2 separate regions of the Homo sapiens genome follow, and region 1 is linked to region 2. A link is an interaction called in ENCODE POLR2A ChIA-PET data of the cell type or tissue named here. Cell type or tissue: GM12878. All regions are shown on one strand. Links, peaks and the distances in the headings refer to the core of each region. The heading gives the core; the rest is flanking DNA. Region 1 overlaps SNRPB2 (small nuclear ribonucleoprotein polypeptide B2). Region 2 overlaps KIF16B (kinesin family member 16B).

Region 1 (8,185 bases), core at 1-5,000, 250 kb before region 2:
ACCTTAGAACAGTCCTGCCTCATGAAGGAAACAGCATTAAATGCAAAGTGTGAAGATAGCATTCCCTTTCTGTTTTCTCAGTAAACAGTAAGAACAGCCTTTATTTAATACTGAATGAAGAAAACTTGTGGAATCCCTACTAGCAGCAAAATAATATATTCATTTCTTAAAAGGATACAAAGATCAAATTTAGATCCTGCCTGGGTCTCATTTTCTTCTAATACCCAGAACAATCATTGTTACCATTAATACAACAGTCATCTACTAGCTTCTGTGATCTAATTTTACTTAACTTTTATTGAATGGTTCAATGATGTTGTATAATTAGCTCCTCCAAAGTAACACTAGAAAAGCATCCTATTACACAAGTTTATAAACCTTAAGTGTGTTCTAGACTAGAAGTCATTTGATGATAGGGAGATGGGTCAATCAAGAAAGCATTATATACACAGAATACAAATAAAAGTTTATTGTACAAAATTAAGGCCTTCGTATTTCATAGTTCACCAAGGCTAAAGAAACACTGGATAATTTAAGTCCTTCACAAAAATTTCACTTTTACTCCTCCTCATCTCTAACTATTAAAATGACCCAGCCAAATGTTATCAAAACAAACACTGTAAATAACACCAAGTCTTTTAAAGACGACTATCCCAAATGTTATTTCTTGGCATAGGTGATCTTCATAGCATGGGACGGTGTGATCTTAAATCCCTGTAAAGCATCCCTGGCAGCTCCAGCCTGCCCATCATTTTCAAATTCAACAAAAGCAATGTCATGCCTCCCTGGTACCAGACGTACTTCCTTGAAGCCAGGGAACCTATAAAGAAGAAAAACAATTCATGTATACAGCAAGTACATAAATGTTTGCTTTGTGTTAAAATTTGTTAAGCAACTTCCTAATACTAGTCCAAGAAAAATAACCATACTCTAACCAAGAATACTGAGTAGACGGAAGAGCCTCATGTGTAATTAATACCATGGAAGAACTGCAAGAATAAACTAATTCTATTTTATATTATATCAAAGCTTTGTTATTACATCAATCAGAGTTAAGAATTCAAACATTAGAGGAAATTTAGCTTTGTATTTGCTAAATCGGCAAATTGGCTCCAATTCATGATTCATCCCAAACCAAATCAATGAACCTGTAAGGAATTACTGCTGTGTGATAAATGGATTCAACCCACGGAAGTACTACTTGTCCTGTGAGGAAGCTCTCAGAAACAGACTTATTTATGAAAAAACTTACTGATTAAACAGCATGGATAACATCATCTCATTAGTCTCTTCTGGTAAGTTATTAAGGAATAAAATATAGTTTGGAGGGTAATCAGGGACCTATTAAAAAGTAAAAAGGCAAAGTTAGCTTGTAAGTTTAAACAGCATCGTAAGCTAGGCATGTGAAATCTTACTATATCAAACAATAAAGCTGAAAAACAATGACACTGGAGAAATAAATCAAAACCTTACAGTAACTAAGCAAGGCAGACATTCAAGTAAAGACACTGAAAGTCTGGAAAATTACAAATCTCTTAAGTGTTTAACAGTATATGAAACAATTATGTTTTAAGCTTCTGGAGGTGAGTCGTGATTGGAGAATTTTGTCACCTGGATAACATAATCAAAGATCTTAATAAAATTAGAGATGGCCAGCAATGTCACCCCTCCGTAGCTGGTTACCACACTCAGTATCACTCAGATACTCAATTCCTCTGTACTGTTACTACTTCCCAGCATACTAAAAAAAAAAAAAAAAATTGGAACTAGAAAGATTACCACCGAGAACCACTGCTTAGGGACTTTTAATTTACTTATTTTTGGCAAATAAATGAGATATACACAGCATCTAGTTACATACAAACAAGCAGTAACAAACACTTAGTTTATTAGATATTACTCATTTGATATCCCACCCAGAGGTTATGGGGAACTAAAGAAAGGGTCTTCTATATAAGAAAAGAGCTCTGTCTTCCTGCTACTGTCATAAAAGAGAAAAGAGCAAGTATAAAAAATAATTAGTGAACAACTCAAGGCTTAGAGGATTAAGTGCTGGCATTTGTGAACTGGACTATAAATGCTGAGGAGATAAAAAACCCAAGTAACTTAAAACAAGAGGAGAAAAACCTCAGTGGTACAGAGAATTCTATGGATTTAAGGATCTTGCCAGACCCCGCCATCTGGAAAAAAAAAAGTATGAAACCATCAGCACATTACTGAGGCCTTCTCTTTGAGGTATGTCATGGGGAGATTTAATACGGAGTTTCTAAAACATTTGTACAAGGAGGCTTAAAAAAAAAAGGCTGGAATTTATTTGTGTTCAGGAAGTGAGAGCAAAGGTTAACTATAAAACTATGTGCCCAAAGAGTGTAACACTGTAGTGTTTCAACCAACTGGAATGGAAGAGAGCCCCTGACCCTGCCAGTTACCCTTACCCATGCAACTGTGTAAAGCTTTAGGTACTGTAGAGGAAACCAAAATGTTTGCTCCCAGCCCTTAGAGTTTAAAGTCTGTCATTTTGATTCTGTCATTGATTCATTATGGAAAACAAGAAATAAAGTCAGGTGTCGTTTTCTCTCTCTAAAAAAGAATTAAAATGTTCTTCAGGAGTTGAGTTCTTACATTGCAGTGGCAGACAATTTAACGCACTGTGTCTTGTAGATGAAATCATTTTGTTTTTGGAGACATGGAAATTGTTTTATACCACTGCTGTAATTTTTACAATCTTATTTTAAGGTAAGCACGACATGGAAAAAAAATTACCTGAGGATTTGGTGTTGAATTTCCTTGGGTATTAGCTGAATTTGGAGTTCCCTAAGCAAAATAAATAGGGAGAGTTTAAATATCCAATCCCTCCAAAAACGCAGCAGGTATTTATATTTATAATTACTGCATTAAAAATAACATTAATTCCAAGAGATATCCTTCTTACTCCATTTAATTTTACTTTAAGAATTTATATCTTAACACTGACTCAAACACTCATGTTCTTAATTTGTCGGTTATTTTTGTTAAGACCAGCCCTAAACTTTAAATAGTATATTATAAAATTTAACCTCTTAGCTTTAAAATTATGGAGAAATATATAAGAGAAAACCAAGGCCTAGTCTTACTTTTAAAAACAACTGGACATAAGTCATTTAATAAAACTGACTTTTAATCACTTTCAATCCAGAAGTAATTACTTTTTGGTGAATTTCACTTTTTTTTTTTTTTTTTTTTGAGATGGAGTCTTGCTCTTGTCACCCAGGCTGGAGTGCAATGGCATAATCTTGCCTCAATGCAACCTCTGCCTCCCAGGTTCAACCAATTCTCCTGCTTCAAGCCTCCTGAGTAGCTGGGATTACAGGCATCCACCACCACGGCCAGGTAATTTTTTGTATTTTTAGTAGAGACGGGGTATCACCATGTTGGCCAGGCTGGTCTTGAACTCCTGACCTCAGGTGATCCACCCACCTCAGCCTCCCAAAGTGCTGGGATTATAGGCATGAGCCACCATGGCGCCAAGCAGTTCATTTCACTTTTATCTGGTATTTCAAATTATATTTTGCATTACTGAATTGTTCAAAGAAAGACACTGTTTTTTTTGTTTGTTTTTTGGGTTTTTTTTTTTCTTTTTTTTTTTTTGAGACAGAGTCTCACTCTGTTGCCCAGGCTGGAGTTCAGTGGCACAATCTCGGCTCACTGCAAGCTCCACCTCCCAGGTTCATGCTATTCTCCTGCCTCAGCCCCCAGAGTAGCTGGGACTACAGGCACCCACCACCAAGCCCAGCTAAATTTTTTTTGTATTTTTAGTAGAGACGGGGTTTCACCGTGTTAGCCAGGATGGTCTCGATCTCCTGACTTCGTGATCCTCCTGCCTCGGCCTCCCAAAGTGCTGGAATTACAGGCAAGAGCCACTGCGCCCAGCCAGAAAGATACTTTGAGTGAAGTACTCATGATTAAAGATAATAACTACAGTATTATTTATAGGCAGCAAAACTTGAGAAATAAACCAAAAGGTATTAACATATTTTAAACAATGATCGAATTAAATGCCATGCAAATATAAAACTGCTTAATATAAATCTCCATGTTAAGGTTTATATTTTGTTTCTTAATACTGAATTTTATAAGTCAACCATTCTAGCTTCTTAAAACCACCTTTTAAACACACATTTATGCACATATACAGACAAGCCTAAGATCATTCCTTACCTGTAAGACAAGCATCTATCAAGTTTTTAACACCAATACAAACAGGAACTTTCTTGGTCTTTCTTACCTGGCCAGGCTTTTTGTTTGTGGTTGTTGCAGTCTGTTCCACAGTTTTGGCTTTTTTCTTTTCTTTTTTCTTTTCTTTGTCAGCAAAAGTTCCACGCATTTTTGATATTATATCCGAATCTGTTTTTGCATACTGTATTCGCTGTTTTAATTATTTGAAAACAGGTTACTTCTCATGCTGAAGGATGTTTACACTAGTCATTAATATTTCAAATTTCATTACGCAAATACACTACAAGCTAATTTTAAACATATCCCTAAGAAAATCTGTCAGAATATACTGAGTGCCAAATGGAAGTAAACTGTGGGCTATAATTCATAATTTAGACAAAGTTAGATTCAAGTGTGTTTATTAGATTAAAAAAACATATATTTTCATGTGAGAAACACAGGACTTTGAAATATCTGTACCACGGCTTCTCTCCATTTAATCAAAGAATAGAGAAAACTGCATTGAAGTGTTAAAGGAACAAATGAGTGGGCTCCACCAGCGGGCTTTGGAATCCTGAACTGTTCAAATCTCCTCAGTGCCTGAGGATCTGGCTCAAGATCAGCTATTCTAATCCAGAGGTATTCAACAAACAACATATAAAACAAACAAAAGCAAAACTGCTCAGCTTGACATAGAACTGTGGCTCCAGAGCCCACTGGAGGCCAAATGCCCTTTCCTCTCCAAACCTACCCTCACCCCACAGTCACAGAGGGAGCACCTAGGGATGCAATTTGAGGGAGCTGGTGAAAAATAAAGAAAATCGCCATTCTAGACTAATCCTGTTTTACAGATAGAATAGGCCCACAGAACACTAGGGCTGGTTTGGCAGAGTCCCCACAGAACAACTTTTCTGGCAGAAAACTAGATGGAAAATTTCTTTTAAACCATTTTTAATGAGTTTATTTGAATTTTTTTTCATTTTTTAGAATTCTAAACATCATAAATGTGAGGATTTAAATAAAACTTTTTTGCATCGTAACTTTTTGGATGTACAGCTCTGAGTTGTAACATTTGTAAAGATTAATGTATCTACCACCACAATCAGGACACAGGGCAGTTCTATCACCTAAAAATCCCCTCATGCTTCCCCTTTGTTACCCCACCCCTCCTCTTCCAAACACTCATCTGTTCTCTGTCCCTGCTGCCCTTTCCAGAATGTCACATAGATAGGATCATACATGATATAACCTGGAGGCTGCCTTCCTTTACTTGGCATAATGTCTTTGAGATTCATCTATGCCGTTGCTTTTAACAGCGAGTAGTATTTCATCGTATTGATGTACCAATTTGATTTACATCATTCAATGAAGGATACTTGGTTTGTTTACAGTTTTTGGCGATTAGGAATAAAGCTGCTATAAGCACGTGTGTTTAAAAAAACAGACACACACAGAACAAAAACAACAACAACAAAAATGCATTGGAGAGTTGCCTTCCCCTTACCAGTGACTCTCAATAGAAGCATTGACATGTGTCGCAGCTGTGGAATGTGTCATATGGAATGTTACTTCCAATAGTTAAAAGTACAGAAGACTGGGAATGACTTTCCTTTGAATCTATCACCTTTACATGAAATGACTTTAACAGTGGAATCAACTTACTAAATTTTAAAATGTTTTAAAAGGAAACAAAAGAATGGAATCACAGATAATGTGACTGGACCACTTGCATATGCCTTTCATGCTGGCACCAAGAGGCAACAGTTACAACAGGGAAGGGTTCAAAAACTTGTCCAAGATAGTATTTGATCAATTATAGTTTGCATTCCAAATGCCTGGAAAGTAGGTAAAAGCTCTGATGTAGTAGGTCTGGGCAAACCTGGGATTCTGCACTTGTAACAAGCACAAAGAAGATGGTAATGTTATTGGCATGGGGACCACATTTTGAGTAGCCCTGGCTTAAAGCATTATCACATAACTATACTCAGCGCCAATGAACTGTCTGAATATTTCTGCCATAAGTTAAACCGTTATCTAGGTAGGACTATCTGCAATCTCCAACCTCCATTTCAAGCAAACTCTTCCTCCTTGGAGCTGAAAGAATTATTGCCTCTCTGATCAAAATGCAATAATCCTACAAATTACTACTTTGTAGTAATCTGTACAAATTACTTTGTATACAATAGGTATGCAAAATTTTATTGCCTCGTATAACAAGAATTTGATCTTGATCTGAAGAGAACAAGAAACATTTTAAAGTAGTGTGGATTACAAAGCAAAGAATTTGTCAAAACCAAGATCAGTTCTTCCTCTTCCTTTACTTCAGCTAGAGATGACTACACTGGGGAAACAAGAGGGGAGGGAGTAGGCCTAAACCCACACCTCAGAATCCCAGGCTCTTTCTGGCTGGTCTGGGCTGCCGTACCACAGTGGCTCTAAGTGTGCTTATCCCTGCATGCAACTCTGCTAGTCTTGCCATCATCATCTAACCAAAAGGAGACAGGCTGAAGGGTTAGACTAACTTCTGACTTGGTCCTAAGGGTTCCCTCACAACTCCCTTGGCTCTGCAACCTCGTGCCTGACCTGAATAGATCTTCGGTGACCTGATTTGTCTGTCCTTATGACCTAGTCACCTGTGAAAACACCTGATCTCAGCAATAGCTCTTAGCTGGCTCATTTAAACCAGTGGTTCTCAACCAGAGGTGATTTTGTCTGTCAGAGCACAGCTAGCACTAGCTGGAGACATTACTCGTTGTTATGCTACTGGCATCCTGTGGGTAGAGGCCAGGGATGCTGTTAAACACGGGGTAATGAACAAGACAGCCCCCTGCAACAAAGACTCACTCATTTCAAAATGTCCAAAGTGACAGGGTTGAGAAACGCTAGTCTAGGCTAAATACCTATTAGAGATAAAAGTCTAACCACAACTTAGAGAAGGGCAAGATTTACACTTATGCCAAAGTTTTCATGACGAAGCCCTTAGGAAGACAGTTCTACTTTATTAAGGTACTTTTGGCATTAACTAAATGCCCTTGAATCAGAGAGAGTAATTCTGTTCTGAGTTCCAAGTTATAGCAAATTTTGTTCATTTCTGATCGGTATGTTGGAGTTAAAACAGAAGAGCAACTACAACCACAGTAAGACATAAACAAGACAGCCCAAAGAACTCTATTTCCCCTCTTCTAAGATGGAGATTTGGCAGTATCTGTTACCTTTCTGTAGGAAAAGAATAGACCTCCCAAAATGCTTCAATATAATAATCAATCTAATACACTTTCCCACTAATTTTAAAAAATAATTAGTTGGCAAGGTGAGGCTGGTGCCCAACACAGCAAACAATTTCCTTTCCTGTATCTGAGTAACAGACACATGCAAACTTGTCATCTCAACTCAGCAAAATAGCTCTAAACCCTCTATGGGAAGAAACTGTACTTTCAAGTTAATATAATTTTAGATGTAAGCTAAAACCCAGGCCCTATGCTGCTGCCAACTGAGATCTCAATTATGGTGTTTCTTTATACTACTATGAGAGACCGCCTGGTTTCAGGAAACACCAATATACTAAAAATTACATTACATAGGTACCATCCCACAGTTTCCTGGGATAGGCTTTTCCACAAAAATGGTGTCCAGTCAGCTGGGAAGTGATGGGAAAAGGAGAGCTGGATAGAGGATGAGAAGAACTTGCTCTAATAACAGAAAAAAAGGTGCTGAGGCTTGAATTAAGCATCATGGTATAAAACAGGGGTCCTCAAACTACTGTCTGTAGCCAACACTGCCTGTTCTCATCTGGGACTGCTCTTCCTGCTATAAAAGCAGAGTTGAGTAGTAGTTGCAACACAGATTATCTGGCTTGCAAAGTGTAACATATTTACTATCTGGTCCTTTACGGAAAGTTTGCTGACCTGTAATGCAGAAAAAAAATCACAATACTAGCTGTTAGATTAGTTGTCAACTCCTGAGGCTGCCACTGGTTATATTACTATAACCT
Region 2 (8,256 bases), core at 2,158-7,157:
GTTTAAATGCAACAGTAAAATAAATCCAAGGCATGCTTACTTTTTCTAAGCTAGAATTGCTTGAATTCAAACAGGATTGATTTGCTCACATTTCTTCGATGAGAAACTATCTGTTGGTGAAATGCAGAATCATTTATTGTTGGATGCTTTGTGTTCTCACATAAATTGCCAATGACAATCTGTTAACTGATGAGTATAAATTAGTAATTCAGTACACCAGTCTTTTCCCCATCTGTAGGGAGAGAAGGCATAAGAATATTCCTTCTCTGAAAGCTTTTTCAAAACAAAAAGCCAGGAGAGTCACATGACTTTTGTTGCTATCAGGAGTCTGTAGGGTTGGTATCACTCAAGTGATGAAATGAAGGACTGGAGTGTAGAACTGGTTTAAGATAAATCAGGACAGTCTTACCACACCAGTGAAAACGAGCAGGCCAGGTGCAGTGGCTCACACCTGTAATCTCAGCATCTTGGGAGGTTGAGGCAGGAGGATCGCCTGAGCCCAGGAGCTCAAGACCAGCCTGGGTGACATGATGAGACCTCCTCTTTACAAAAAATACAAAAATTAGCTGGGCGTGGTGGTGTGCACCTGTAGTCCCAGCTACCCAGGAGTCTAAGGTGGAAGGATCACTCAAACTCTGGGAGGTAGAGGCTATGGTGAGCCGTGATTACGCCACCGCACTCCAACCCAGGCAACAGTGTGAGACCCCATCTCTAAAAAACAAAACCAAAGACAACAACAACAAGAAAACAAGCAAAGCACAGAGTTAGGGAGCCTCTTCCTCCTATTTCATTTGTTTTTCATCAAGAAGGTGATAGATTTTGGCACTAATAAGTAGTAAAAGAAGCAACATTATTATTTTCTTTAAGTTAACCTAGAATTCCCACAGTCTTATTTGAGGTAAATTGAGGACCCCTGAATGATTGACTATAGGTGAATGAGATATATTTTGGTTTTCCTCTTGGATAAACCATCACTGCAGATATTTGTCAATAACTGATGCTTTCTTTCATTAAGTTTGCTGCCTTGAATACCCTTTCCAGTTACTATGCTTAATGGCATATAGAAAATCAGTTTATCTTAGCAGTGAGAGTACAGGCAGATGTATTCTGTGCATTTATTTTGGCCTGATTAAATAGGGAAACTTACTGGGGAGACCAGGTAACTTTAATGGGAGGGTGTCTGCTGCTGGGAGTGAGGAGGTGGCAGGAATGATAAAGGTGCTGAAAGGAAAAGGCTTGGAAAGGATGAGTTCTCCCCTTTCTGAAGCTACTCTCCTATAGACCTTGGCTCTTCCTTTCCACAGAACGCATTTTTCATTCATATTTTTTCTACCTCTCAAATATCACTTTTTGTTTCCTGTTGAATCCTAGGATCATTTAAAAAGTTTTAGGGAACTAACAAAACATTACCATTAACTTTGAGAAGCAATTTCCAACTGTGCTGTGTTCAGCGGTTGAGCGTGTTTACTCCCCTAAGTTAGAGCCAACTGGAAAGAAGTGATTTTTGTCAAAAGATTTTTGCTTTTACTAAGAGTCGTTTAAAGAACCACCTTTTTTTCTTTTTTTATCAACAACAAAAAAAGATAGAATGAGGTTTATAAGCCCTGTTAATTAGCTACAAAAGCAAATTATCTCCTAAAGTAAAACTACAGCATCCAAGGTGATTTAATCACATCTAATTAGAAATAAAAATAAATCACTATTTTTTAGGACCTGATGTATAATAATGAAAAATTAATCCATTTAATGGGACGTTGTCATCTTCAAACTTGTAATTTTGGTTAATAATCCAAGGGAGCTGCTTTAAGTACACCATGAAAAAGGCAGTTGTGAAATTCTAGGCAAATTGACAAATTTCTGTCTGTTCTTTCCTTTGCCCTAATGTAGGTTGTAGGAATAAATCAGCTTGTTTGATTTATCTTTGGTGATGGTTCTTTCAGGGGTAAAAGTCGCGATCTCATTTAAAAAATTATAGTACATCTTTCCATGAGATATTAGAGTTCGGAAACTAGAAGAAAATTATAAACTTTCTTTATGAAGCAGTCACGTATGTATATTTTTCTTTTCAGGTTCAAGAATTGACCAAGGAATGGACAAATAAGTGGAATGAAACCCAAAATATTTTGAAAGTAAGGACTAGAAAAATGTGTTTAGTCTTACTATGGTGGATTAAACTGGTAAAACTTTTTTTTTTTTTTTTAATCTCCAAACATGGCAGTTGTATACTTTGTTAAGGTAAGATCACTGGAACCAATTAGTGACTTTCATGGGATGGGAGTTCTGGTTTGATTTTGAAGAGTGAGAAAGAAGGCTATTAGATATTATAGCTGTGTGTTTTAATATGTACAGGTTATATTGATATTTAAGATGTTTGCCTTTACTTTTAGGGGTTTTTCCATTTTTGACTCAGCACATATTAGAACTCTATTTAATATTCAAGGATATTCACTTTGTTTTTCTGCTTTTGTTAAAGCCAATATCAAAGCAACATATTAAATGAAAAAAATATTTCCCGTGGCAATATTATAGAATATGCTTGCAAAGCACGGCTAGATTTCAGAAATTTCAAAGCTAGTAATTTCCTATCAAAATATTTTTCTGCATGTCTCAAGGACTAGACTGGGATGGCCTGTGTTTCTGGCAAGACTTGCTGTGAAAAGATGTCAGCAGTAGCCTCCATTTATCATAATGCTTCAAAATACAAGTTTCTTTTTGTTCTCATTTTTTGCTGAGTTGGCAGACAACCTCTGTCATCTGTTGAGAGTCAGCCATACCAGGTTTGAGACACAAATTTGAGTTTTGTGCTTTGATGGTATCTGGCTGACTTTGTGCACAAGAGAAAAGAATTCAGAGGCTATTCAATGTGAGGTTTGTTTTTGACATCTGTTGAGGTAAAACTTTCCCAAAGAACAAAAATCTCCATCTGATATTGATGAGACCAGATAGATGAGTCTTGGCAGAATGTCTTGGCAGAATCCTAAGGTGGATCACCTTCATGTGAGAATGGCACACCTAATTACTGTTTCACAGGGTAAACTTCTGCAGCCTTGGATTTGCAGGTGAGTTCTGCATCTGACAACTGTTTCAGAATGCAGGCTCAGCATTATATTATGTAATGTTCTCCTTGCACCATTTAGGCAACTTGGCTTGACCAGGTGTTAGAAAGATTGTATCTCATGAGATCAGAGGTTGTGCTTAAGTTTAGATGGTGGTAGGTTGTGATGGTCCTAGAGATGGCCTTTCCAGCTTCTTATGTACTGCAACAAGTGAGGGTTTCTGCATTCAGACTTTTCTCTTCTCCTGATTACAATGATAATGTCATATTATTTTGAGGTACTTCTGCAGTATTTTCTTTGTTGAGAGATTTTTGTGCAGGAAACTGAGCAAATACTTCGTTCATATTTCAGAATAGTCAGATGTGGAATAAGTTCACCAAATATGTGACTTTGTTGTTGTTTAAGTTGCATTCCCTGTAAGAGGTGTTGGTGCCTCAGCCCCTGAAGCCCAAGTCATTTGACTTTTCATGCACCATGTAATGTTGCTCTGGAAATTTGTCAAAGAGGGAGGACTAAAATCTACTTTACTTAAGGAAAAAAAAAGAAATCAAACCGTTAGCTATTTGAAAAGTCCTTAGTATACATAGTGCCCATTAGCACAGGAGGCAATGCTGCAAGAGGTGAAAAGATGGAAGCTCCGTCTCTTCTGCTGCTGCGGCAGCGTCCCTCCATGTCAATGTAGTAGGGCTTTTATAATGTTTCTGTAAAGGGTATCCACACCGAGAACTATGACAGCCTGAACTTTTTCTTATGCTTTTTCTCAGAAGGTGATTTTGGGTCCTGAAGTTAAATTCTCCTCCAATTCCAATGCTTTTTTAAAAAATAAGTCTAACTATTTTCTTTTTTATGACTTTTCATAGGAGAAGGGAAAAATGTGATGCATGCTAGGTGTTAAACTTTATGAGAAAGGAGAATGCTATTTCAATGTTTTTCCCTTTCTCGATCTTATAAGCCTGTTTTAGACTTTTCTGCTAGTATTTGTGCTTTAAACCTGTAGTCATTTTCTGCTCGTGTTTGATATTTTAAGGGCTGCCTTAAACTCTTATTGGAAGACAGTGCCTGAAGACTAAGGTGAAGAGGAGAGCTACTCAAATGTTTTTATGAAGACATTCTTTAGAAATTGATTGTTAGTTGATGGGTTTGTATCTGTATCCTTTCCCGTATTTCTGCTGTTAGCGTTTTACATCAGTCAGTCATTGTTCCAGTAATGCGCATAAAACCCACCCCAACTCAGTGGCAGTTTCCTGAGCTGTGTGCTCATATTCCCTGTTTGAGTTATGAGCCATGAGGTTGGTTTATTGGCATATATCCTGAGGAGTGGCTGTACAAACCCCCTCTCATGGTGGGCAGGAGGCTGAAGTCAGTGGGTGGGGAGAAGGTCCATTGAAGTCAGAATTGCTCTTGAAAGTTCCTTAAATTTCCCTGGAAATCACCAGATCCTAAGCTCTTGGATACTCAAAAGCAGGGAGTGACTTTGTTCCCTTCTTTCTCTACCTAGTCGGTGGCTTCCCTTGCCCTGCGTGAGTGGAATCCACGGTCCTGTTGAATGAAGGTGGAGGGGAAGTGAAAGACTGTGGGGTGGGTGTGAGCTCTGACAGCAGGCACTGACTGCAGCAGAGCTGGTGGCAACATGGTCATCGTGGCTGGAGCCTTGGGCTTTGATCTGCAGAACTCAGAACTTGGATGTTAGTCTTCAGTTCTCTTTCTGACTCACTGGGTCATGGCACTCATCCATAACTGCCACGTACCCTACTTCCCAGCTTGGAAATCACAGCGGATGGCAACCTCTTCCTTATATCCAAGTTAACAGAGGAAGACATCATTAAGTTCTGAGTTATTTTGAAAGTAGTTGACAGTAGAACATGTGTTTATCTTAATGAGGCAGGTCTTAGACAGTTAGGTAATGAGAGAGAGTTTTATTATCCTCTGTACTGTACTCTATGTCTCCACTCTCTTGCCCCTTAGTCTGCCTTCCTCATTTTTATTACTTTTCATTTTCTAAAGTCCAGACTTCTTTGCCTGGCCCCTACAGGCACTAATCTCCTTGTCGGTATCATCTGTCCTAGCACAGTTCTTTCTGTGCCCACCACCCCTGGAGTCCCCGCCCTGCCAGAGGCCCTGCTGCTGGTTGGTGTGTGCACCGGGGCTTTGGGTTTCCTGGTGTCTTGTGGTCTTTGCCTGTGTTACTCCTTCATTCAGGATGTGTCCCCTTTCCGTTCCTCTAGCAAAATCCATCTTGAAGCCCGCCTCCCCCGATCACTCCTCTTCTCCCCTACTTCCCAGTTAGGATGAATTTTCTTTTCCTTTGTGCTTCTGCAGTATTTGGTTTTGCTTCTGCCACAGGATTCTTTGTCCTCTGAGTTAGGTGGTATTGGTTTCTTCCTCTTTCTGCCAACTCTTACACACAGAAAAACAGGAGCAGGATCTGGCCAAGGACTGTCTCATTATCATTCCGCGAGCCAGCTCCTAGCACTCTGCTTCTCACAGAGCAGGCATGCGGTGAGAATGTATGGGATTAGGTTAGTATCAAGAAACAAAAATAAAAACCTTTGTATTAATCTGCTAGGGCTGCCAAAACAAAATACCACAGACTGGATGGCTTAAAAAACAGACTTTTATTTGCTCACAATTCTGGAGGCTGGAAGTCCAAGATCAAGGTGCTGGCAGATTAACTTCTCCTGAGGCCCCCATCCTTGGCTTGCAGATGGTCCTCTCTTGTCTGTGTCTTCATATGGCCTTGTTTTTTGTGCCTGCAACTTGGTCTCCCTGTGTGTATCCTAGGTTCCTCTTCTTTTTTGTGTGTTTTTCTAAATTTTATTTTTGAGATGGAGTTGTGCTTTTGTTGCCCAGGCTGGAGTGCAATGGTGTGATTTCGGCTCACTGCAACCTCTACCTCCCAGTTTCAAGCGATTCTCATACCTCAGCCTCCTGAGTAGCTGGGATTACAGGTGTCCACCACCATGCCTGGCTATTTTTTGTCTTTTTAGTAGAGATGGGGTTTCACCATGTTGTCCAGGCTGTTCTCGAACTCCTGATCTCAGGTGATCCACCTGCCTCAGCCTCCAAAGTGTTGCAGGCGTGAGCCACCATGCCCTCTTCTTATAAGGACACCAGTCAGATTGGATTAGGACCCATCCTAATAACCTCATTTTAATCCCCTTAATTAATTAATTTTAACTTAATGAAAGGCTCTGTCTCCAAATACGGTCACATTCTGAGGTACTAGGGGTTAAGGCTTCAACATGAATTTTAGGGTGTCGTAATCCAGCCTATAACAACAGCCCTGAGCCATACAAATCTGATGACCTAGTGGGCAGAGTGACAGGGAGTGTTGTGCAGGCGGCGGTCCTGTCCCAGTGATGCTCTTCGCTATGTTTTTCTTCTTACTTTCTCATTCCCACTAGAAAGGCTCTTGTATGATTGTGCATTTTTATTCTCGGAGGGAATATGGCTGAAGTACAGCTCAGTCCTTCATTTGGATCCGTTAGATCCTTGCTGTTTAGAGCATAGCATGGATAGCAGCATCAACATCACCGGGGAGCTGGTTAGAAACGCAGGCCCTCAAGCCCAGCTCCAGACCTCCTGGATCAGAATCCGTATTTTATAAGATCCCCAGGGGACGGGTCTGTACCTTCAAGTTTGAGTGCTGAATTTTTTTTTTTTTTTTGAGACAGGATTTTACTCTGTCACCCAGGCTGGAGTGCAGTGGTGCGATCTTGGCTCACTGCAGTCTCAACTTCCTGGGCTAAAGTGATCCTCCCACCTCAGCCTCCCAGGTAGCTGGGATTACAGGCATGTGCCACCATGCCTGACTAAGTTTTGTATTTTTTATAAAGATGGGGTTTTACCACATTGGCCAGGCTGGTCTTGAATTCCTGGGCTCAAGCAATTCTCCTGCCTTGGCCTCCCAAAGTGCTGGGGTGACAGTGTTGATTTAGACACACTGAGGAAATGCAGAGTAGTCTTAGGCTTCCTTGTCCTCATATCTGTTCTTCTCCTTCTCCTGTTCTGCCCTGTCTCGTGGGCTGACCCCTGTGGGCCGCCCTTTTCTGGGCTCCTGGATCCCTGTGGAGATTGGAGAGAGAAACCAGGCCCTCCCCCTTCAGCCTCGCCTAGCATCCCCAGCAGCAGGTACCTCTTCTCCAAGGCCCCAGCTCCTGCAGCAAGGACCAGCCCATTGTGGTAGCAGTTCTGCCAGGTGACATAGCCTTGCCCTCGGGAAATACTCCCTCATGCCTTTGCCCCTCCTGCCTAGGGTGATGCTGGTCTCTGCTGTTGCCAGTTTGTGGGTGGCCTTACTGTTCCTAATGGCTTTCCAGCTGTTCCTTCAGCTAAGTAACCAATTCTTTGTATTAAAGTCCCTTGGATTTAAATACTGAAACAGTTTCTGTTTCGTGGTTAGGCTTTGTCTGATACATTTGATACCCAAGTGTGTTCCACATGCAGGCTCTGGACTGCACTGCCAGCACTTCAGAATCTGCTCCATTCACATAGGAAGCTCTCTTCTTGGGTTTTTCTGGTCTCTTTGTTAGAATGCTGCCTCAGTGTGATTTTCATCCTGGCTAAATTTATCTCAAACTGCAGTGATTCTCTTGGAACTGGGAAGTTAGTGTTGTGATAAATCCAGCCTTGACATCAATGGATTCTTGAGACCCTTCATATCGGTTTCCCTTTTGCGTGGCTACAATATTGTGCTGACTGCCTGGTGTTTGAAGTGGTTTACAAAGTGACTACTCAATCCCCCTGCCCTGTGTACCTGTAGGCTTGGCTTTTACAAGTCCCCTATGTTTTATTGCTAATGATTTTTTTGAAGTGATCCTTTAAGAGGAGGAATCCCCAGTTTTTTCTCCATTCCTGTGTTCTCCTTCCCCACCCCAGTCTTTATGCCCTTTTGGGTTTATCTGTCCTGCATACGTTTTGGTTTCTCTGTTCCAGCGTTTTATGAACAATTAAAGAAAAATGCTCAAGGTATGTCATCTGGCTTCCAAATAACTCCTTGAGCTCTGTGCTTCAAAATAACGCACAGACAGTTTGGACTGCAGCGCCAAGCTGGCAGCCCTTTGACAGATGGTGCGGCAGAAGGGAGAGCTGCCTCTGTGAGTGTCTGTCCAGAGCAGAGCTGCAAAGTGGTCCTCGCAGCCCTGAGGGTGCTGTTTGAATCCTTCCAGCATTGGTTATTCTTCTCATTTTTTAATCAATA

What was found. Peaks named below come from ENCODE experiments on the same cell type or tissue, not always from the same donor. Only the 100,000 strongest peaks of a DNase experiment are listed, where the experiment ranks them.
Region 1: POLR2A ChIA-PET joins it to region 2 with 7 read pairs; 2 of 35 experiments call an interaction of 5 or more read pairs at or near these places.

Annotation. Positions count from the first base shown.
Region 1 is chr20:16,733,481-16,741,665 of GRCh38, reverse strand. It overlaps SNRPB2 (small nuclear ribonucleoprotein polypeptide B2), which reads right to left. Exons shown (of 7, transcript NM_003092.5): 4 at 4,265-4,405; 5 at 2,764-2,814; 6 at 1,253-1,341; 7 at 1-820. The coding sequence ends at 661. Among named protein-coding and RNA genes, the nearest start is that of SNRPB2, 7.5 kb to the right of the region's middle. In GM12878, for the core only: no CTCF peak of the experiment used is centred there; no DNase peak of the experiment used is centred there.
Region 2 is chr20:16,488,164-16,496,419 of GRCh38, reverse strand. It overlaps KIF16B (kinesin family member 16B), which reads left to right. Exons shown (of 26, transcript NM_024704.5): 12 at 2,070-2,129. Among named protein-coding and RNA genes, the nearest start is that of KIF16B, 81 kb to the left of the region's middle. In GM12878, for the core only: no CTCF peak of the experiment used is centred there; a DNase peak (open chromatin) is centred at 4,649.